3 separate regions of the Homo sapiens genome follow, and regions 1 and 3 are each linked to region 2. Evidence: chromatin loops called from intact Hi-C (ENCODE). Cell type or tissue: heart right ventricle. All regions are shown on one strand. Region 1 overlaps ADAMTS17 (ADAM metallopeptidase with thrombospondin type 1 motif 17). Region 2 has its middle 200 kb from the start of LYSMD4. Region 3 holds the start of LOC102723335 (a long non-coding RNA gene).

The links. A loop is a pair of places that touch in the nucleus more often than their neighbours do. Peaks named below come from ENCODE experiments on the same cell type or tissue, not always from the same donor. Only the 100,000 strongest peaks of a DNase experiment are listed, where the experiment ranks them.
Region 1: a loop joins it to region 2, with 2.7 times the contacts of the local background. A loop is called at or near these places in 31 of 110 quality-filtered maps.
Region 3: it touches region 2 in a loop (2.9-fold over the local background); 31 of 110 quality-filtered maps call a loop at or near these places.

The regions. Positions count from the first base shown.
Region 1 is chr15:100,121,349-100,129,348 of GRCh38, reverse strand. All of the region lies in intron 12 of ADAMTS17 (ADAM metallopeptidase with thrombospondin type 1 motif 17), which reads left to right. Among named protein-coding and RNA genes, the nearest start is that of ADAMTS17, 220 kb to the left of the region's middle. RefSeq lists an enhancer at 4,886-6,085. In heart right ventricle, no CTCF peak of the experiment used is centred here; a DNase peak (open chromatin) is centred at 3,331; H3K27ac peaks cover 1,832 bases.
Region 2 is chr15:99,931,978-99,939,977 of GRCh38, reverse strand. No RefSeq gene overlaps it. Among named protein-coding and RNA genes, the nearest start is that of LYSMD4, 200 kb to the right of the region's middle. In heart right ventricle, no CTCF peak of the experiment used is centred here; no DNase peak of the experiment used is centred here; H3K27me3 peaks cover 639 bases.
Region 3 is chr15:100,554,492-100,562,491 of GRCh38, reverse strand. It overlaps LOC102723335 (a long non-coding RNA gene), which reads right to left and starts at 3,826. Exons shown (of 3, transcript NR_135693.1): 1 at 3,670-3,826; 2 at 3,047-3,179; 3 at 2,693-2,857. It also overlaps the pseudogene PRKXP1 and the pseudogene RNU6-181P. In heart right ventricle, no CTCF peak of the experiment used is centred here; a DNase peak (open chromatin) is centred at 3,018.

The DNA.
Region 1 (8,000 bases), 190 kb before region 2:
CTCTTGTTATTAGCACTCACAGAAGAACGAGGATGGTACCAGTTGCCCTTCCCTGTCTAAGGCTTTGTTAAGTGCAGAGAGAAATTGGCAGGGATTGTGGTTGTCATGGGTGCTCCACGTTTGTGATTGGAGTTTGTGGGTCCTAGTGGAAGACTGGTCTTCTTGGCACGTTACGTGTCTTATCTCATAACAGGTGACACCCAGTAAACATCATAGCAGGAGGATATCAGAACCTCTGAATGTCTGAAGGAGCCAGTGTCCTGAGACTGTCAACATTTAAGTTGTCTCTAGGCGAGGGCAACATTTGCAAGAATAAGACGTTATCAACGCTATGCAAATGCCATAGGTGCCTCTTTGAAGGGAACTGGTGTTGTCTGCCTTCTCGGGATGACATTAGCTAGGGCTTCCCTGGCATTGGTAGCCCAAAGACAAGGCTTTCCAGAGCTTTTTGCCTTCATGTCTTGGCAGGAACCCTGTCACCATCTGAACTGCTTCCTGCCCTGCCCACCCATGGTTGCTCTGGGATACCACAGGGGCATTTTGCTCTGGGGGGATCCTAAACACCACCCAGTTCAGACAGCGGCATTAGTGTACTCTCGTACTCTCGCTGGCCTGGCCTGCCATGGGGTTTCTTATATTGGGATTCTCACCCCATTCCCCCAGGTCCCATGGCCCCAGGAGAGAGGCTGTTCTGTAAATCACAAAGTTGTGAAAATCTTTCACTCTTCTTCTTCATCAGGTCCTCCCTCTCCCTCGCCATGATAGTCGTGGCTGTTCTCTCCCTTGCTTTTTCCTGTATTTTATCATTGAGGAATGGGAGAATTTGCAGGGCCTCGGTACACAGACAGCTGAGGGTTTGTGGGTCTCAGCACGTCGGATTGTTAGTCATTGATGCATCTTCACGTCCAATCTCTGTTGTCCAGCAGCATCGTCCTGTGGGGCAGGGCGATGGCAGAAGGAACAGAAAGAGCCTGCAGCATTCCCACTCCTCCCAGCCGCAGGCCCCTTCCTGATGAAGCCTTTCCAACATGAAGCCTTCAGTAAACCTTGCCAGGGCCTGAACTCTGCTAGCTGTGGGCCTGCAGTGAGAAGCAAACACAGATAAAATCCCTGCCTACCCACAAGGGATGCAGTCCCACCAGCTCCCCTTTGTTCTCTCACAGACACTTCAAACAGGACCCTTTCTAAACTGGGACCTCTACTCCTAGCCCACATCTCCCCTCTCAGTAAATAGCACCACCATCCTTGCATTGCTTGAGTCCAAAGCCACTGAGTCCATGCAGTTTCCTCTTATATCCTTTCTGCCTCCTCCATGTCTGGTCATGAGGAGGGTGGTGAATGCAGCAGACCTGCACCACGCACTGGGTTCCCTTAGGCATTTATGTAGGAAATTATTGAATGCAGCCCCATGGGAGAGGTATTATTTTTATCTTCATTGTACAGAAAAAAAAAAAAACTTTATCAGGGGGCCGAGCCCAGTGGCTGATGCCTGTAATTCCAGCACTTTGGGATTCTGAGGCAGGTGGATCACCTGAGGTCAGGAGTTCAAGACCAGCCTGGCCAACATGGTGAAACCCTGTCTCTACTAAAAGTACGAAAATTAGCCAGGTGCGGTGGCACATGCCTGTAATCCCAGCTACTTGGGAGGCTGAGGCGGGAGAATCGCTTGTACCCGGGAGGTGCAGTTTGCAGTGAGCTGCGATCACACCACTGCACTCCAGCCTGAGTGACAGAGTGGGACTCCATCTCAAAACAAAACAAACAAACAAACAAAAAATAGAATCACATTGAAGTTTGGTAACTTGCCCAACGTCACACACGAGGCAGCGGCAGGCCACGTTTGGAGCCCAGTTCTAGAAACCAGAAGTCCAAAATCAAGGTGTCAGCACAGTGCTTCCTTCTTGAAACTCCAAAGGTGAATCCGTTTCGTGGCTCCCGGCAACCCTTGGCCTCCCCTGGCTTGGAGGTGCATCACCTCCATCTCTGCCTCTGACTTCACGTGGTCTCTTCTCTGTGTGTCCTCTCACCTTTTCTTCCCTTGGAAGAACGCTTGTCATTGGATTTAGGGCCCACCCAAATCCAGGATGGTCTCATCTCCAGATCCTTAGCTTAATTACATCTGCCAAGGCCCTTTTGCCAAATAAGGTCTCATTTGCAGGTTCCGAGTGGACTATCTTTTGAGGCCGAGGGGACCCACCGTTCAGCCCCCTGCAGCCTCGAAGCCTCCTTTGTGCTCTCGGCCACAGCATTCTAACCCCAGGACCCTCCCCAGTGCTGTCTTCCCTTTCCTTAACTTACCCTTTTCCTTTCTTTGGGTGTTAGTGTAAATGTCTTCTCAAGAGATCTCTGCCCCTGACAGCCTGCTTCAAATGGGGTGCTGCTTAAGTCTCCCTCGGCACCTCTTCCTTACGTTACACGTGTTACAACAGCTGATATTGTTGTTATGTATTTGCTCACTTGTTTTGACTGTGTCCTCCCCACTGGCCTTTGAGCTGAGAGCTCTGTGCAGGCCCGGGACAGGCCACACCTGTTTGGACACCATGCTGCCTTCCGTGCCCACAGCAGAGCGGCCACTCCATAAAATGTGCTGACTGCCTTCCTGCCTGGATGTGCACTTGCCCCAGAAAACCAATCTCTCTGCAATACCAGTGCCTCCAAAACACATCCCTAATATCATTTTTTCACTGAAACACAAAGCTGATCATAAACGATTAGGCCAAAAGTGGCAGACCACCAGGTAGACCTCATGCCCTTGTATCATCTCCCCTCACTGAGGCCCAGATGCTATAAACGGCCACATGAGGCCTATCTGTCACCTGTTGTGCCTGCCCTTCTCCAGCAAGGTGGCATCTCAGTCTGGAGTGCTCGGCATCACCTTGAGAACAAGCTTCAACACAGAACCCAGCCTTGTTTTTCCCCAGTAAGAGAAGTGATACCTTTTTGCTCCTATAATATTTACACCTTGGTAGTCTCTTCGATCTTTCGCAGTGGCACCGTAGCTCTGTTTTCTGTTGTGAATGAAAACAACATGCTCCTTTTTCCCATGTAGTTTTCTATGGAGTTTCTTGCCTCCATGGATCCAGCCCAGGTGAATGGGAAGAGGCGGGACAGGCCTTGGGTGGGTGGATTACCAGCCATCTCCGGGGCTTCCCAAAGAGACGCAGGATGTGGCGTGTTTTATGAAGTCCAGGCTGCAGCCTCCAGCCTGCTTCTGCAGGATGCCCTGATGGTAGTGATGGTTACAAAGCGCAGCTGACCAGGGCCTCAGAGCCAAGCTCTGACGAAAACAACGTCCTCTCCCCGTCTCACTCCTTAAATCACCAGGCCTGCTGCCTAGAGATTTCACAAGGTTGTCCCAAATTCACTGCTATGTAGGTCTCAGGCTTGGAACGCTCCCACGACCCCCTTCTCACCCCCTTCACTTTATATTCCTGGCTCTGCTCCCTGTCTTCTGCAGCTGGTTTATTCACTGTCCAAAAATACTGGCAAGAGAGTCCCCCCACACACAATTATTTTTTTTAGTCTTGGTCTTCACAGCTCTTGGAATTTTTATTTTTTGCTAGCTGACGTGGAGGCCTTAGGGACCATCGGTGTTTCCAAAGCGACTCCCTAGGCCCGTCCTTTCCTGCTATAATTTATGTTGCTGTTGGTGGGAGTTACGTCAGAAGACTGCAGGGTAGAAAATGCATCTCTAATTTACCTTCTGTTACCCCTCGACAGTTTGTGTGTGGGGAAGAGCTGGGGAGGGAGGGGAGAGGAAGGCTCAGATGCACTTGTATGAAAAGCCAGCTGCATCCCAGCAGGTGCAGCAGGGGCAGGAGAGTGGAGTGCAGAGCTGGGACACAGCAGGGTCATCATGAGGTGCCGCCCACATGCACCAGAAAGGGAGAGGAAGGCGGCTAGCCTGCTAAGACGGCGGGAGGACGGCTGGTGTAAGGTTATGTGCCTGTAACTGGTTTTTGCTTCCACAGTGAAACCCCATCTATGTGCTTTCCATGTGCCAGCGATCTGGCATTCATATGGATAATTTTTAAAAATTTAAGTATTCTACACTGAAGCATAAGTTACATGTGTTACTTGGACACCTTTCAGAGGAGGCCTTAAACCTGGGATGTCTGCTGCCCTGAGGGTGCGTTAGCAGCTCGCAGCACTTCTGAAACCCTATGGCTTTGCCCTGCTCTCTTCTCAGAGCTCACAGAGCCAGGGGCCGCCAGGGCAGGGACCAGAACTGCCAGGTTTGTACTGAGCGTCCTGTGTCTCTGGATGGTGAAGCTGGTCCGAACTGCTGTTGTGACTTTATCTTCTGGTCTGTCTTCATTTAATACAGCAAACCTGAAAATAAAAAGTGGCATCTTTCTCTTCCAGCCTCTCTTGATTCTACCTGTCCATCCACTCTCAAAGAAAGGGGCAGATGTTCTGCCATATGATCCTGTTGGTCTCAGCAAACCTTTGCTGCTTCTCTGCTCTGGGCTTGTGTCTATCAAGGCCCTGAGGACTCCACTTCAGCAGGAGACGGTCCTTGTTCTGCAGGCGCTTGGGAAATTTTGGGGTAGAGCTCACCTTTCTCTCCACGCTTTCGGTTTCTCACCAAAGCCTCTCTACCTTACTCTTTTGCTTATTTTTAAACAAACTTATGAAGGTAGAATATACAAAGAAGCACAGCTCCGTGCACAGTATTGCTCATCACGGTCGAGCATGTGTGTTGGGGCGCACGTGCAGGTATATGTCAGTACAGTAGGAGGGCAGTTGCTGGCCCCTGGGGCGCGCATGTGTGACCACATAACAGCTGCCAGCTTTGCAGAATGGCCGTGCCATCTCCATTGCCGTGGCTGGGGTGGCTTTCTACTTGCCCCATGTCCTCACTGACACCGGTGTTGTCAGTAATTCTCTCTGGTTTTGGCCGTTCGGATGCGTGTGTAGCAGTATCTGGCTGGGGAATTGGTACTTTCCTCATCAACAGTGAGGCCGAACTTCTGTTTCCTTATTTGCCATTTGGATATCCTTTTCTTGTGAAGTAGCCATGCAAGCCGTTTGGTTTTGTATCTAAGCTTCTATTTTATTCACGTTTAGGAGTCCTAGAACAGGCCTGGCAGAGTGGCTCATGCCTATAATCCCAGCGCTTTGGGAGGCCAAGGCGGATGGATCACCTGAGGCCAGGAGTTCATGACTAGCCTGGCCAGCATGATGAGACCCCATCTCTACTAAAAATACAAAAAAATTAGCCGGGCATGGTGGCGCACACCTGTAATCTTAGCTACTCAGGAGGCTGACCCACAAGAATCACCTGAACCCAGGAGGCAGAGGTTATAGTGAGCCGAGATCTTACCACTGCACTCCAGCCTGGATGACAGAGCAAGACTCTGTCCAAAAAAAAAAAAGTCCTAGAACAGAAAAACTAGAAACGATTGATAGTAAAAATTCAAATTAAAAAACCCATCACACCCCGATGACTGGTCAGTGAGTCAGGCTGTCCTTCAGGCCTCGTGGTGGCTGATGGGCAGCCCCTCCCAGAGGCAGAGGCAGGGGCAGGGCGCCTGTTCCTGCTGGGTCCAGGAGCTCTTGCACGCTACATTTCTTCTCTCCACCTCTTGCTCGTCAGCCAAGCGGTTATGTCACCTGTTGGAGCGTTGATTTCCTCACCCAAAGGGTGCAGTCAGGAGCACCTTCTGATTCTGCATGTGGATTTAATGAAGTAATGGTTAGAAGGGCCAGCAAAATGGGAGCCCTCTGGGCGTGTCGGCTGTTTTATGATCACTGTTTATGTGAAAGTGCCTCTTGCCTTGAAGTTTCTTCCCGGTCCTCAGGGATCAGTCCTCATTTCAGGATGAGATTGCAACTTGTTGGCTTTCCCCTGGAGGCCTCATGGGACCTCGGAGCCTTGGAGCCCAGTAGGGCTGCGCCTTCCTGCCCTCACAGGAGAGGGTGAGGGAAAGACTGGACCCACCTTCAGCTCCTGGGAAGGGATAACTCTATCACGAATCTCTTATATTAACTGTTCTTTATTTTAGCCCTGTCAAGCTGTCTTTCTGTCGTTTTAGTCTCCCTAGATGTGTTTTGTTTTTCTCCTTACTGCGTAGCTCAGAGCAACTTCCAGAGTGAGTAAGAGCCCTGCCCTCTACTACTGAGACTGTGTGAGGGTGGTCTCTCCGGTTGCTTTTGGGGATCTGGTCCCTGCTGCACTCGCTGGCCCCGCACACTGTCTCCTGAAGCCCCGTGTCCACACAGTTCAGGCTTCATCCACCCAGCCCAGTGTGGGGTCCTTGGGAAAGTTGGGGCCTCCTTTGAGTCCTCCCCCAGAACTTCTGTCAGGTAGCCATCTGTGGAAACTGCCAGCCACACCCTCCCCCACAAGGATTCTCCTTCTGTCTTCTCTATGCCGCAGATGGAGGATGCCTCTTTCTGTTGTCTCAGGACCAAGGTACAGTTGACTCTTGAACAACATGGGTTTGAACTGTGCAGGTCCACTTATACATGGGTTTTTTTCTGTCTCTGCTGCTCCTGAGACAGCAAGACCAACTCCTCCTCTTTCTCAGCCAACTCAATGTGAAGATGATGAGGAGGAAGGCCTTTATGATGATCCACTTCCACTTAATGAGTAGGAAATATATTTTCTCTTCCTTATGATTTTCTTAATAACCTTTTCTCTAGCTGACTTTACTATAAGAATATAGTATAAAACACATATAACCTACAAAACATGTTAATTATGTGATCAGCAAGACTTCCATTTGATAATAGGCTATTAATAGTTAATTTTGGGGGTGTTAAAAGTTATATGTGGATTTTCTACTACATGTGAGGGGTCAGCATTTCTAACCCCCACATTGTTCAGAGGTCAGCTGCACATGCAGGAGGCCCGCATTGATGTTACTGTAGAGGCCCTGTGTTATAGAGACAGTCATAAAAAATGAAGGACCACATGTGGGGTCCTGCCGCATAGCAATTGGGGATTATTTAGGTAGCAAATTGTGTACCTAGTGGATTACTTCTCTCCTTTCTCATGTCGTTCAAAATAATGACTTAAAACTGAAGAAAATCAGTTCCTGTGGTCATATTTTTAAATCAGGGAAAGTTCAAGGAAATATTAGCTATAACAGGTGGTTGGAGTAATGGGAACTTACTAAGAGGTAAAGAGAACTCTAAAGAATACAGGAAGAGCAGAAGCAGGTAGCATCCTGTGTCTTTAGGTCTGAGGCAGAGCACCCAAGGAAGGAACAAATCTTGATGACAGTGACTCACACACAGCTACTGTGAAGGACAGACAGTAGCTGCTACCACAGTTTTGTCCAGGGATGAAATTCCTTGGACCTTGTTAGAGAGGGTGCAACTGGGGCCCACTGAATGAGGGAGAGGCTTGTAGAGGTTCTGTACTGGTGGAACTCTCTGGGAAGCCACACTTAAGATGTCAGGGAAAGGTTCCAAGGGAAGAAACTGCATCTCCAACCAGGATAGGAATCTATCCAAAAAGTTGGTGTGCTTGGAAGCTACCCACTGGAGTACAGGAGAATGCTGTCCACAGGGAGGTGGAATGCATCACAGGCCACTGAAGAAGCATGCTGAGAGAAGCCACATACCAGGACCAGGGAGAAAAGCCTGTTCCTCCTGCATTCAGGTTACATCTAGTATCCTTTCATTTGAACTTGAAGGACTCCCTTTAGCATTTATTGTAATGCAGGTCTAGTGGTAACAAACTTTCTCCATTTTTTGTTTATCTGGGAATGTGTTAATTTTCACCTTGATTTTTGAGGGACAGTTACATGGATATAGAGTTCTTGCTTGACGGTTCTGTTCTTAGGCACTTTAAGTATATAAGCACACTTCTTTTTGGCCTTCAAGGTTTCTGGTGAGAAACTGGCTAATAATCTTGTTGAAGATCCCTTGTATGGGATATGTCACTTCTCTCTTGGTGCTTTCAAGATTCTCTCTTTGTCTTTTGGCAGTTTAATTACAATGTGTCTTAGTATGGGTCCTTGTATCCTACTTGGAATTTCTCGAGCTTC
Region 2 (8,000 bases):
TTCCAAAAAATAGAACTGGGAGAAATACTCCCTAACACATTGTATAAGACCAACATCACCTTGATACCTAAGCCAGACTAAGACACCACAAGAAAAGAAAACTACAAGCCAATATCTCTGATAAACATTGATGTGAAAATCCACAATAAAATTTGAGGAGCAAATTGAGTTCAATAACACATCAAAAATATTGCACATCATGATCAAGTGTCATGCAAGGCTGTTTTAACTTATGCAAACCAATCAGTGTTATACATCACATTAACAGACTGAAAGACAAAAACCACATGATCATATCAACTGATGCACAAAAATCACTCAACAAAGTTCAACGTTATTTCATAATAAAAAAAACTCTTAACAGTTTAAGTATAGAAGGAAAGTTCTTCAAGATAATAAAAGCTAGTCATCAAAAAGACACAGCTAACATCATAAACAATGGGGAGAAACAAAGCTTTTTCCTCTCAAATCTGGTACAGGGCAAGGAAGCCCACTCTCACCACTTCTTTTCAGCATAGTACTGGAAGTTCTATCAAGAGCAATTAGACAAGAAAAAAATAATAAAAAGATACCCAAATCAAAAAGGAAGAAGTAAACTTATCTCTATTTGAAGATGGCATAATCCTATATGTAGAAAATGCCAAAGAGTCCACCAAAAAAAAAAAACCTGTTAGATCTAATAAATGAATTATGTAAAGTTACAAAATACAAAATCAATATACAAAAATCTGTAGCATTTCTATATGCAAATAATGGTCAAACTGAAAAAGAAATCAAGAAAACAATCCTAATTACAGAAGCATAAAAAAAATACTTAGGAATAAATTTAACCAAGGAAGTGAAAGACCTGTATACTGAAACTATAAAACACTGATGAAAGATATTGAAGAGGACACAAATAAGTGAATATATTCCATGCTTATGAATTGGAAGAATTGATGTTTTTAAAACGTCCGTACTGCCTAGAGCAATATATAGATTCAATGCAATCCATACCAAAACCCCAATGATATTCTTCATAGAAATAGCAAAAAGAATCCCAAAACTCACATGGAACCACAAAAGACTCCAAACAGCCAAATTAATTTTGAGGAAAAAAAAGGTGGAGGCATCACACTTCCCAATTCAAAATTGTATTACAAAGCTATAGTAATCAAACACTATGGTACTGGCATAAAACCAGACATACTGACCGGTGGAATAGAGTACAGGAATAAATCCAGTCATAATTAGTGAACTAATTTTCAACAAGGGCACCAAGAAAGACAATGAGGAAAGGATGGTCTCTTCAATAAATGGTCCTGGGAAAACTGATTTCCACATGCAGAAGAATAAAACTGGACTGTTACCCTACACTGGATTCTTATCCATTTTGAGTTGATTTTTGTGTAGGATAAAAGAAAAGACCTAAACCTAAGACCTGGAACTCTAAAACTCCTAGAAGGGTAAAGCTCTTTGACATTGGCCTCGGCAATGATTTCTTAGATATCACATCAAAAGCTCAGGCTACAAAAACAAAAATAAATAAATGGGACTACATCAAACTAAAAAGCTTCTGCCCAGCAAAGAAAATAATCAACAAAATGAAAAGGCAACCTACAGATTAGAAAAATCCATGTATCAGATAAGGGGTTAATATCCAAGATGTATAAAGAACTCATGCAACTCAATAGCAAGAAAACATATAACCCAATTTAAAAATGGGCAAAGGACTTGAACAGACATTTCTCCAAAGAGACATACAAATGGCCAACAGTACATGAAAAGGAGTTCAACAACACCAATCAGAGAAGTGTAAATGAAACCACTATGAGATGCCATCTCGCACCTGTTAGGATGGCTATTATTAAAAAATACAAGAGATAACGGGTGCTAGTGAGAGTGTGGAGAAAAGAGAACCCTTTGTACCCCTTGTATCAACTCTGTTGGTGGGAATGTAGATTGGTATAGCCATTATGAAAAACCGTATGGAAGTTTCAGAAAATTAAAAAATAGACCTACCATATGGCCCAGCAATCCCTCTTCTGGGTACATACCCAACAGAAATGAAATGACCACCTCATAAAAATACTGCACTCCCATGTTTAATGCAGAATTAGTCACAATAACCAAGATATGGAAACAATCTAGGTGTCCATCAATGGACAAATGAATAAGGAAGCTGTGGTATATATACAATGGAATATTTTATTCAGCCTTAAAAAAGAGGAACTCCTGCCATTTGTCCCTGCATGGATGGACCTGGAGGACATTACACTAAGTGAATTAAGTCAGACACAAAACATATTGCATAGTCTCACTTACATGTGGAATCTTTTTTAAAAGGTCAAATATATAGAGAATAAAACAGTGGTTACCAAGACCAGAGTTATGGGGCAGGGGAATGGGAAGATGTAGGTCAAAGGACACTGAGTATCCCTAATTGATTTGCAGATTCAATCTAATTCCTAACAAAATTCCAACCGCCTTTTTTTTTTGCGCAGAAATATAAAAGCTAATTCTAAAATTCAGGCTAGGCATGGTGGCTCATGCCTGTAATCCCAGCAGTTTGGGAGGCTGAGGTGGGAAGATCACTTGAAGTCAGTTCAAGACCAGCCTGGGCAACAAAGAGAGATCCCCCCCCTCAACCCATGTATATAAAAATAGAGATAATAAAATTAGCCAGTGCAGTGGCATGCACCTGTAATCACAGCTCCTCAGGAGGCTGGGGTGGGAGCCCAGGAGATTGACTCTACAGTAAGCAATGATTGCACCACTACACTCCAGCCTGGGCAACAACGGAAAGAAAAATCCTAAAATTCATATGGATATGTAAGTGGCCCAAAATAGCCAAAACAATCTTGAAAAAGAGAAACAAGGTGGGAGGACTTGTACTTCCCAGTGTCAGTGGGGTTATGTTACAGTAATCAACACAGTGTGGTTCAGGCATAAGGATACATATATAGATGAATGGCATAAAATTAAGAGTCCAGAAATAAACCTGCACATCTATGGTCAATTAATTTTTGACAAGAGTGGCAAGATCATTAAGTAGGAGAAAGAATACTGTTTTCAACATGTTGTGCTGGAACAGCTGGACATCCACACGCAAAAGAATGAATTAGAGCCTTACCTTATACCGTATACAAAAAATTAACTCAAAATGGAAAAAAGACTTAAATGTAAGAACCAAAGTAATAAAACTCCTTGAAAATACAGGTACCTTTTCATGACCTTGGATTAAATAATGGTTTATTGGCTATTATACCAGAAGCACAAGCAACCAAAGAAAAAATTAATCTATTGGACTTCATAAAACTTGAAAACTTTTCACTTCAAAAGATACTTTTCTCCCATTTTAACTTTCTTGATAGTATTTGCAAGACATATTTCTGATAAGGTTCTAACATCAAAAACATCTAAAGAACGCTCACAACAATAAAAAGACAACCACATTTAAAAAATGGGTAAAGGATTTAAATAGAATTTCTTCAATGAAGATTTTAAAATGACAAGTAGAGGAAATGCTAATCATTAGTCACCAGGGAAAAACAAATCAAAACTACAATAACATACCACTTCACACACACTAGGATGCTTATAATAATGACAGAACAAGGCCGGGCATGGTGGCTCGTGCCTGTAATCCTAGCACTTTGGGAGGCCGAGGCCGGTGGATCACATGAGATCAGGAGTTCAAGACCAGCCTGACCAACATGGTGAAACTCCATCTCTACAAAAAACAAAACAAAACAAAACAAAAAATTAGCCAGGTGGGGTGGTGTGCACCTGTAATCCCAGCTACTCGGGAGAATGAGGCAATTGCTTGAACCCAGGAGGCAGAGGTTGTAGTGAGCCGAGATTGCGCCATTGCACTCCAGCCTGTGTGACAGACTGAGACCTTGTCTCAAAATAATAATGAGAGAAAGAAAGAAAAACATTTTAAGGTTCATTCACATGATAAGAGTGAAAGAAACCAGTCACAAAGACCATATGTTTTATGCTTCCATTTATATGAAATATACAGAACAGGCAAATCTATAGAGACAGAAAGAAGATTAGTTGTTGCCTAGTAGTAGGGTATAGAATTGGGTGCTAATAAGGATGGAGTTTCCTTTTAGGGGTGACTAAAATGTTATAAAATTGACTGGTAATGGTGGTATAAATTTGAATATGCCAAAAACCACTGAATTGTACACTCTGAATGGGTCAATAGTATGGTATGTAAATTATATTTCAATAAAGCTGTTAAGAAATAAAATAAATTTAGTGGCACATGCCTACAGTCCTAGCTACTTAAGAGGCTGAGGCAAAAGGATTGCTTGAGCCCAGGAATTCCAGGCTGCAGTGATCCATGATCACATCCATGAATAGCTACTGCAACCCAGCCTTGGGAACATAGCAAGACCCTGTCTCAAATAAATAAATAAATAAAATTGGCATAATTTTTTAAGAAGAGCTGTGGTTCCTCAAAATAGCTACTTTGGAAAGCAGTGTACCTAGCATATTAGTAAGGATATAACAGGCTTTGCTGCAGGAACAAATAAACCCACATCTCAGTGACTCATATCACACCCAGTGCTGGCTGACTAGCTCTCCTGGGCAATTTCTCTGAGTGGTGACTTTGGGATCCAAGCTTCATCTTGTGACATTGCCATGTAAATATATACCCACTGAGGTCACTGTGGAAAGGCAAGAGAGAATGGATGATGGTTCAAGGGAGGTTATAGCTGGCTTGAAAGTTGTACACCTTACTTCCTCCTGCACCACAATGGCCAAACTATGGTCATATAGCTCCAATTTAATTACAAGTCATGCTGGAAAAGTCTTCCAATGTGCCCAGGGAGAGGAAAGTGAAATATGATTTGGTGAGCCCATGGCATTGTCTCTGTCCCAAATCACCCATGAAGGAAGGTCGAGGGGAGAGAGAAAGAAAAAGAAAAAAGAAACCAGCTACTGCTCAAACTTGTAGAGATCCTCTTTGGCAAATATTTTCATATGCAGTTGAAAAGAACAAATCTTCCTAACTCATAATTTTGTTTTTTGGGCTATTGACACCTTCAGGACTCACTCATTAGGTCCACTGCCTGCCAGTTACATTCCCTGCACTCCCCACACTCTTGGCGTATCTCAGTCACTCCTCATATTGCAGGTTATCTGTTTTATGTCTGTATCTAGGACCCATTGTACTCATTTCTTTACCCCAACTGGTAGCAAAAGCCCAGCACATACTAGATGGCCAAGACAAGTTTTGGGACCACGACATATGTAACCTAGTTGAGAAACACTAGGCAAACACCTCAAGAGCAAGCACAGGGTCTTATTCTGGCAACTTTGCAGTGTTCAGCACACCATAGGGATCATTTGACTGATTCTTCTCTGGCCCAACCAAAGCTAAGCAGCTGCCAAGCAGGTATGGTCATTCATCCATCCATCATTTGAGGATCAACTTTCTGCCAGGCACTGAGCTAGGTGCTGTAGATTTTAGCTTGGCCATCTCTAAATCGGAGAGCTAATGAAGATGCTGAGCCTTCACCACTCAAAGAGATCCTCTGGTGTCATTTGGGAAGAGGGAGGTTGCCCTGGAGCAGTCACCACGTCTCAGAGTCTGTTCTTAGAAGGCAAAGGGGAAGAGTTCTGCTCTAGACCTAGCCAACAGTTGGTGCTGTTGGTGTGGATGGGAGCAGAGGGAGGGGCTGGCCCTGTGATCACAGTTTTGCCCATGCTTTAGTGATGAATAGTGCGTATCCCTTCTCTGCAGCTGACATTCACTTCTTTAGGGCTTTAACTGCTCCTTTTCCTTCAGGGGCAGAGTCAACCAGTTGCTCAGTTCATGGTGTGCTAGCACAATTTCTCCATGTGAGGTCCTGCTCCTACTGTGCTTTACTTTATTCCTCTTTATCCCAATTCTCCACTCCCACCTTTGCACATTCATCCCTACTGTTGCATTTAATGTTTATCTTTCTTTTTCTCCGCACACTTGAGAAACCTGACAAGTTGATTGATAGGTATGTATTTTCAGGTTCCTACAAATGATGCAGTGTTAGAGATTTTGTCCTGCTTCTTACTTTTCTCACTCACGCTATTTTTAAGGCTGTAGCCACAGTGATGGGTGTCCACCCTGTTTGTGGCTGTGGGTCATCCATGTGACAATCTCATTTTACTCACCCATTCCCCAGTGATGGATGCCAGCCTCTAACTCCACTGTCCCCAAACAATACTGTGGTAAATCACTTCTCGGTCGCTTTGTGTGCAAGTCTTTGGGACATATGCCCAGGAACAAAATGTCTAGCACTTGAATGATACAGGTATCAATGTCACTAAGCAGAGCGAGATCCCCCTCTACAATGGCTGTACTCAGCTACCTGTCAGCCAACCACGTATGGAATATCTCAACCTTCACATCCCTGTGGCTGGCGCAGGCTCAGAGAGAGGCCAGTGTAGCTCAAGGTCTAGAGTTATCAAGGAAAAGCCATCGTTCTGAGGTCCATCTCCTGAAAGGCGGCCTCTCCTGAGTGTCATCCTGTCTCATCTTTTCCTCACCCCGGGTCCTCCCTGGTGGATATGGTTCTCCTCCTCATCCCCCAAACTTCTCATGCCCCAGCATGGGCCACCCCACCACAGACTTGGCATCTGGGGTGGGTGGACAGGAAGGGGGGTGGACTGGCCTACCCAAGGGGCAGAGCATTGGCCTTGGCAATTTGGTGCAGGAAGACAGGATCCAGGAGGGAGATGAGCTCTCACCCCGGATACGCGTTCAGAAGCAGCATTCAAGTTCCCCCTCCCAGTTTTTCATCCGATGCTCACCACGCCCCCTGGGTAACCGGGATGTGTAAAGTTGAAGAACCCCCACTCCCAAGTGAGGTGATTTGCCTCAAGGAGAGGCTGAGTTGAGGCCAGAACCTCCTTGGCTTTTTGGACATTCAGGACCCAGTGGTACAGGGGTGGGGGTGGGCCGCTTGCTCCCCAGAGAAGAGAGGGAGGAATAGAGAAAGGGGAAGAGGAGCCAGGCCAGCAACTGCAGATAAACAAGGATATTCCCAGGGCTCAGCCCCAGGGCACTTGAAAGCCAGCAGCTCAGGCAGAGGCTGTGATGGGTCCCCCAGCAGAGCTTCAGTGAAACACCACGGTGTCACCAGTCATTTGTCTCCCTGGCACAGGGCCCACTCATCTACTCTTGGCTTGGAATGAACTGGTTCCCCAGAGGAGAGGCTATCTGGCTAATTGTGCACAAACACATAGAACTTGCTGCAGTCAAGACCTGCGTGCCGACCCCACCACGCCGGCCAGTCCAGGGTCATGTGGCCGCCTCTTCACCTCCAGCAAATGAAGCTGGTACAGCTGTTGGCAGAGCCAGAAGGGGTACTTTCTAGGCACATACCTGCCCCTAGGATGGGAGGCCTTTGTATACATTTTTATTGTAGATGGGGTCTGAGACAATTTTTCTGTCCCTACTCTGGTGTCCACGGACTGTCACACCACCACTTCTGCTTTCAGGCAGAAAACCACCTCCCAGCAGGCTCCCACTGAGGACTCTCGCCTGACCTGGAAACCCCTGCTCCTCTCTCTGCTGCCATCTGCCTCAGGGAGAGTTGGGCTGGAGGAGGGAGTGGAGCAGTGGGGACAGGAAGTCCCTCGCTAGACTCAGCAAAACAGGGACCCTTGGCTTGGGTGGGCAGCTTTCTGCAGCCCCCTTTGTTTCCACCTGGAAACGTTGATTTCCCCAGTTGGACACTCAGAATCTCAAATGACATCAAGGCCACAAACAAATCTCTCCTCCTCTGCAGGGCATTCTTTTCACATGCCCTCAGAGCATGACTGAGCTTGGAGGAATTCTGAGCCATGGTTGGTTTGCTGCAAATGGGCATCGTCAGGTGTTCCTGTAGCCAGGGAAACAGGAAATGAGGACAGAGGAGAGGGGATGCCAGTAGAGCTTTGAGTCCTCGGGTTCCAAGAGGGGAGAAGATGGATGTGGCATGCGTGTCTAGGGCCCAGGCTGAAGGCCCTGAACGGCAGAGGAG
Region 3 (8,000 bases), 620 kb before region 2:
TCAGCACAGCGTGGCATCCAGCAGAGAGTTAGAAATGCTCTGTTGGAAATTAGAAGGACAGAGCCAAATATGAGTCATTTGTGTACAAGTATTATGAAAATCGTAGAAGAAAGTGTGATTGCGCTGAGAGTGGAGAGAGAAAAGGTGAGGGTGGGTCGGGGGAGTACTGGATAGAATAAGGAAAGTGAGGGAAATTTGAGGCAGGAGAACAGAAAATTCTATGAGGAAACTAAGAAAGGTTTTATAGAGCTTTGAGAAGGAAAATTTATGTGGGGTTTAGTATCTCTGAGAGCAACAGTGGGATGAGATCCGAGAAACCACCAGATGGTTTGACCCTTAGGAAGTAGCTGATGATGTTTAAGAGAGAAATTTTAGGTGGACTCAAGTGTGCACAGGAGGGGAAGAGGTAGAAACCAAGGATGGTGGTTTTCAATTTATTTGTATTCTCTGCACACAAATAATACTGGCATTTTGGGTTGCACCTTTGAAATGACAGGCTGAAAACAATACCATTCAAGTCAGAAATAGTTTTAACACAATCACCAAAGGCAATGTTCCAGAAATCCAAAATATCTCCCTGGGCACCAGCTGGACTTGCTGCTGTACCTCCTACCTCTTCCTTAACACAACCCACTAGGGCTGCACTTGGCAGACATGGACTGCCCAGATGTTTGGACACTTGACCTAAATATTAAACTTTAATTGGTCTTGATTGTCACTTATGACAGTATAAAAATTGTCTTGCTTTATCAAAATGCACATTCAAAAATTATGGTTGACAAAATGCCTTTTCTAACAGTAGGATCATAGATCAGACTAGCAAACCATTTCTGAGTTTTTCTGGTTATTTTAAAGAGGGTAGAACTGAACTCACATCAAAGCCTTTACAGTAAACACCATGTATCCCCTCTTAATTGCAAAGCTGGCCTATATATTTTTTTAAGATAAAGGAAAAGCAAACAGTGATCCCTTTCTAAGTTTGCAGTTCACAATGAACCTTACCAAGTAGTTGGAATGAACTGTAGTCCAGTTACTTACTGCATTGGGTACAATACATGCTTGTGTACACCCTGGATTGCTTGTGTTTTTCCTTTTCAGGATTTTTGCTTTGTTTTCAAAGTACACTTCTCTGATATTTATTTTAAATTTACTTCACATACTGTTTTTTTGCAATGGAATCTCACTATGTTGCCCAGACTAGTCTCAAACTCCTGGGCTCAAAGGATCCTCCTGCCTCAGCCTCCCAAGTAGCTGAGATTACAGGCACACACCACTGTCCCAGCAGTTCTCTGATATTTAGAAGCATTGAGATATGGAATGTGATCTGCCTGTGATTTTCTTTCCAGTGAGAATGGCTCAGGTGTTTGCTGTTTGGTAGAGCCTACCCAATCATTGAAGGCAGTAGAGTTGAAGCATGGTTTTACCTGAAAAATGTGCAATGGCACTATCCTGGCTCACCACAACCTCCACCTCCTGGGTTCAAGCAATTCTCCTGCCTCTGCCTACCAAGCAGCTGGTATTACAGGCATGCACCACCACACCCAGCTAATTTTGTATTTTTAGTAGAGACAGGGTTTCTTAGTGTTGGTCAGGCTGGTCTCTAACTCCTGACCTCAGGTGATCTGCCCACCTAGGCCTCCCAAAGTGCTGGGATTACAGGCATGAGCCACTGTGCCTGGCCATCTGAAAAGCACTTTCTATGCTTATATTGGCAGCACATATACTAAAATTGGAATGATACAGAGAAGATTAGCATGGCCCCTGCTCAAGGATGACATGTAAATTTATGAAGCATTTCATATTTTGTAACTTTAAAAAAAAAAAAAGGCACTTTCTAGGGGTGGCAATCAGAATGTCTGTGTGTTTTTTAAGTGCCTCAAGCCTCCTGTCAGACTCATTTCTCCCTTTGAGGCCTGTGAAGTAAGCACCCCAGAAGCACACTTATAATTGCTGATGACATCTTTTTAAGCTATTCAATAAATTATGAGGAAGTGCAGGTTTCCCCACAGCTAAACTTCTTTTATTTGCTAAGGACCATATATTGTCCATCTCCAAATCAACAGATATTTGTTTTTCTGCAAAACACAAAAGACTACTTGTGTAAAACAGAATTGGATTTTTAACTGTCAGTTTTCCTGAAAATTATCTTTTAATTTTTTTTCTGATTGTGCTATTTTTCTCCACAATAAAGAGAAAGGGTTCCCCTGACTCACTGGACTATTGACAAGTACATCATTTTTGTATCGCATAGCATTTTTTTTTTTTTTGAGATGGCATCTCATTCTGTTGCCCAGACTGGAGTGCAGTGGTGCAATCTTGGCTCACTGCAATCTCCACCTCCTGGGTTCAAGTAATTCTCCTGCCTCAGCCTCCCAAGTAGCTAGGATTACAAGCGTGCACCACCATGTCCGGGTATTTTTTTTTTTTGTATTTTTAGTAGAAATGGGGTTTCACTGTGTTGGCCAGGCTGGTCTCAAACCCCTGACCTCAATTGATCCACCCCCCTTGGCCTCCCAAAGTGCTGGCATTACAGGCGTGAGCCACCACGCGTGGCTCACATAGCATTCTTTGCTTGAATATAGCATATGCCCTCTTGATTGTGTGTCATTTTTAATATGTACAATAAACAATTTGACGATTACATGGAAGGGAAAATGGGTGACGAAAATAAAATTAATTGGCAACAGCCTTTCCACCATACAAGTGAGTTTTATTACAAATTGGTAATAGAATCAGGGTAACATTTGGGGGTGATCACAAATAGCTGAGTCTTGGAAAGGGCTGTATGGACAGAAGGCATGTCAGCGCAGCTTCACCTGGGGATTTGGAAACAGGGCTCAACAGCTCTCTACACTTCCTGGATTGGTAAGAACAGAGAAGAAGCCACCAGGATTTCATCAGAGGCTTTTTTTTTAAACAGCATAGTAAGAAGTAAATAAATAGTACTGCTTATTTTGTTACTCAATAGTCTGCTGTGGAGGATGGCCAAGGCCTGCCTCTAGTGAAGATGTGTCATTCCAGTTGTTATAGGCCAATGGTGACATACCCAATGTGGGAGGCTGGATTCACAAACACAGCAGCATGCCATTTGGAATAGTGATATGTAGAACAGACGATGCTGGGATGCTTAGGCAGTCCAAATTGTCCACCTTCACTGTGCTACTTGAGTTGTGAATCAGCTGGTAAAAAACAAACAAAAACACCGTAGAGCACGCTGGCGGCTACCAAGCTGGAGGAGGCGGCGGGCGCGAGACTGGGAATGCGCAGGGCCCCCTCCCTGCCCCCACAGCCTGGGCCACGGGCCCCATCTTCCCCGCTGCTGCGCGGCACTCAGTGCCCACCCCCCGACGAGGCCGGCAGCTGCTCCCACCCGGGGGCGTTGTCAGCTGCGCCGGGCCGCGCGCTGGGAGGCGAGGGCACGCATGGGGAGCCTCCGTTGATGCCACCACCACGCCGCCCTCCGAGGCTGCGTCCCGGGAAGCCCGGCTACCCGAGCGCTCCGGCCTGGCCCGGTGCCCCGGACCTGAGTGTGTCCGCATGGAGGAGCCCCGACTGGCCCAGGCGGCCGTGGCGGAGAGCGACCCCCGAGAGGTGTGGGAGGAGACCCCCGGCTGGGCACCCGCATTCTGCCCCAGCCCCAAGGCCTGGTCGCCGGAGCCGCCTGCCCACCGCCTGCAGGACTTCGACACACTGGCCACCGTGGGCACTGGGACGTTCGGGCGGGTGCACCCGGTGAAGGAGAAGACCGCCAAGCATTTCTTCGCCCTCAAGTTGATGAGCATTCCTGATGTCATCCGCCTGGCAGGAGCAGCACGTGCACATTGAGAGGTGTGTCCGGAAGGAATCATCCGCCCGTCCCTCATCTGCGTCCGGAAGGAATCCCTTCCTCATCTGCGTCCGGAAGGAAGTCATCCGCCCGTCGCTCATCTGCGTCCGGAAGGAAGTCATCCGCCCGTCCCTCATCTGCGTCCGGAAGGAAGTCATCCGCCCGTCCCTCATCTGCGTCCGGAAGGAAGTCATCCGCCCGTCGCTCATCTGCGTCCGGAAGGAAGTCATCCGCCCGTCCCTCATCTGCGTCCGGAAGGAAGTCATCCGCCCGTCCCTCATCTGCGTCCCGAAGGAATCATCCGCCCGTCCCTCATCTGCGTCCGGAAGGAAGTCATCCGCCCGTCCCTCATCTGTGTCCGGAAGGAAGTCATCAGCCCGTCCCTCATCTGCGTCCGGAAGGAAGTCATCCGCCCGTCCCTCATCTGCGTCCGGAAGGAAGTCATCCGCCCGTCCCTCATCTGCGTCTGGAAGGAAGTCATCTGCTCGTTCCTCATCTGCGTCCGGAAGGAAGTCATCTGCTCGTTCCTCATCTGCGTCCGGAAGGAAGTCATCCGCCCATCCCTCATCTGCGTCTGGAAGGAAGTCATCCACCCGTCGCTCATCTGCGTCCGGAAGGAAGTCATCCGCCCGTCCCTCATCTGCGTCCGGAAGGAATCATCCGCCCGTCCCTCATCTGCGTCTGGAAGGAAGTCATCCGCCCGTCCCTCATCTGCGTCCTGAAGGAAGTCATCCGCCCTTTCCTCATCTGCGTCTGGAAGGAAGTCATCCGCCCGTTCCTCATCTGCGTCCTGAAGGAATCATCCACCCGTTCCTCATCGGCGTCCCGAAGGAAGTCATCCGCCCGTCCCTCATCTGCGTCCGGAAGGAATCATCCGCCCGTCCCTCATCTGCGTCTGGAAGGAAGTCATCCGCCCGTCCCTCATCTGCGTCTGGAAGGAAGTCATCCGCCCGTCCCTCATCTGCGTCCTGAAGGAATCATCCGCCCGTCCCTCATCTGCGTCTGGAAGGAAGTCATCCGCCCGTCCCTCATCTGCGTCTGGAAGGAAGTCATCCGCCCGTCCCTCATCTGCGTCTGGAAGGAAGTCATCCACCCGTCCCTCATCTGCGTCCTGAAGGAATCATCCACCCGTTCCTCATCGGCGTCCCGAAGGAAGTCATCCGCCCGTTCCTCATCTGCGTCCTGAAGGAATCATCCACCCGTTCCTCATCGGCGTCCCGAAGGAAGTCATCCACCCGTTCCTCATCTGCGTCTGGAAGGAAGTCATCCACCCGTCCCTCATCTGCGTCCTGAAGGAATCATCCGCCCGTCCCTCATCTGCGTCTGGAAGGAAGTCATCCGCCCGTCCCTCATCTGCGTCTGGAAGGAAGTCATCCGCCCGTCCCTCATCTGCGTCCTGAAGGAATCATCCGCCCGTCCCTCATCTGCGTCTGGAAGGAAGTCATCCGCCCGTCCCTCATCTGCGTCTGGAAGGAAGTCATCCGCCCGTCCCTCATCTGCGTCTGGAAGGAAGTCATCCACCCGTCCCTCATCTGCGTCCTGAAGGAATCATCCACCCGTTCCTCATCGGCGTCCCGAAGGAAGTCATCCGCCCGTTCCTCATCTGCGTCCTGAAGGAATCATCCACCCGTTCCTCATCGGCGTCCCGAAGGAAGTCATTCGCCCGTTCCTCATCTGCGTCCTGAAGGAATCATCCACCCGTTCCTCATCGGCGTCCCGAAGGAAGTCATCCGCCCGTTCCTCATCTGCGTCTGGAAGGAAGTCATCCACCCGTCCCTCATCTGCGTCCTGAAGGAATCATCCGCCCGTCCCTCATCTGCGTCTGGAAGGAAGTCATCCACCCGTCCCTCATCTGCGTCTGGAAGGAAGTCATCCGCCCGTCCCTCATCTGCGTCCGGAAGGAAGTCATCCACCCGTCCCTCATCTGCGTCCGGAAGGAGGTCATCCGCCCGTTCCTCATCTGCGTCTGGAAGGAATCATCCACCCGTCCCTCATCTGCGTCCGAAGGAAGTCATCCGCCCGTCCCTCATCTGCGTCCGGAAGGAGGTCATCCGCCCGTTCCTCATCTGCGTCCTGAAGGAGGTCATCCGCCCGTTCCTCATCTGCGTCTGGAAGGAAATCATCCGCCCGTTCCTCATCTGCGTCCGAAGGAAGTCATCCACCCGTCCCTCATCTGCGTCCGGAAGGAAGTCATCCGCCCGTCCCTCATCTGCGTCCTGAAGGAAGTCATCCGCCCGTTCCTCATCTGCGTCTGGAAGGAAGTCATCCGCCCGTCCCTCATCTGCGTCCTGAAGGAATCATCCACCCGTCCCTCATCTGCGTCCGGAAGGAATCATCCACCCCTCCCTCATCTGCGTCCGGAAGGAGGTCATCCGCCCGTTCCTCATCTGCGTCCAGAAGGAATCATCCACCCGTCCCTCATCTGCGTCCAGAAGGAAGTCATCCACCCGTCCCTCATCTGCGTCCGGAAGGAAGTCATCCACCCGTCCCTCATCTGCGTCCTGAAGGAAGTCATCCGCCCGTTCCTCATCTGCGTCTGGAAGGAAGTCATCCGCCCGTCCCTCATCTGCGTCCGGAAGGAATCATCCGCCCGTCCCTCATCTGCGTCTGGAACGAAGTCATCCGCCCGTCCCTCATCTGCGTCCTGAAGGAATCATCCACCCCTCCCTCATCTGCGTCTGGAAGGAAGTCATCCGCCCGTCCCTCATCTGCGTCCTGAAGGAATCATCCACCCGTTCCTCATCGGCGTCCCGAAGGAAGTCATCCGCCCGTCCCTCATCTGCGTCTGGAAGGAAGTCATCCGCCCGTCCCTCATCGGCATCCTGAAGGAATCATCCACCCGTTCCTCATCGGCGTCCCGAAGGAAGTCATCCGCCCGTCCCTCATCTGCGTCTGGAAGGAAGTCATCCGCCCGTCCCTCATCTGCGTCCGGAAGGAAGTCATCCGCCCGTCCCTCATCTGCGTCCTGAAGGAAGTCATCCGCCCGTCCCTCATCTGCGTCTGGAAGGAATCATCCACCCGTCCCTCATCTGCGTCTGGAAGGAAGTCATCCACCCGTCCCTCATCTGCGTCCTGAAGGAATCATCCACCCGTCCCTCATCTGCGTCTGGAAGGAAGTCATCCGCCCGTCCCTCATCTGCGTCTGGAAGGAAGTCATCCGCCCGTCCCTCATCTGCGTCCGGAAGGAGGTCATCCGCCCGTCCCTCATCTGCGTCCTGAAGGAATCATCCACCCGTTCCTCATCGGCGTCCCGAAGGAAGTCATCCGCCCGTCCCTCATCTGCGTCTGGAAGGAAGTCATCCGCCCGTCCCTCATCTGCGTCCTGAAGGAATCATCCGCCCGTCCCTCATCTGCGTCCGGAAGGAGGTCATCCGCCCGTTCCTCATCTGCGTCTGGAAGGAATCATCCACCCGTCCCTCATCTGCGTCCGGAAGGAAGTCATCTGCCCGTCCCTCATCTGCGTCTGGAAGGAATCATCCACCCGTCCCTCATCTGCGTCCTGAAGGAATCATCCACCCGTCCCTCATCTGCGTCCGGAAGGAGGTCATCCGCCCGTTCCTCATCTGCGTCCGGAAGGAATCATCCACCCGTCCCTCATCTGCGTCCTGAAGGAATCATCCACCCATCCCTCATCTGCGTCTGGAAGGAAGTCATCCGCCCGTCCCTCATCTGCGTCCTGAAGGAAGTCATCCGCCCGTTCCTCATCTGCGTCTGGAAGGAAGTCATCCGCCCGTCCCTCATCTGCGTCCTGAAGGAATCATCCACCCGTTCCTCATCTGCGTCCTGAAGGAAGTCATCCACCCGTCCCTCATCTGCGTCTGGAAGGAATCATCCACCCGTCCCTCATCTGCGTCCTGAAGGAATCATCCACCCGTCCCTCATCTGCGTCTGGAAGGAAGTCATCCGCCCGTCCCTCATCTGCGTCCTGAAGGAATCATCCACCCGTCCCTCATCTGCGTCCTGAAGGAATCATCCACCCGTTCCTCATCGGCGTCCCGAAGGAAGTCATCCGCCCGTCCCTCATCTGCGTCTGGAAGGAATCATCCGCCCGTTCCTCATCTGCGTCCGGAAGGAATCATCCGCCCGTCCCTCATCTGCGTCCCGAAGGAAGTCATCCGCCCGTCCCTCATCTGCGTCCCGAAGGAAGTCATCCGCCCGTCCCTCATCTGCGTCC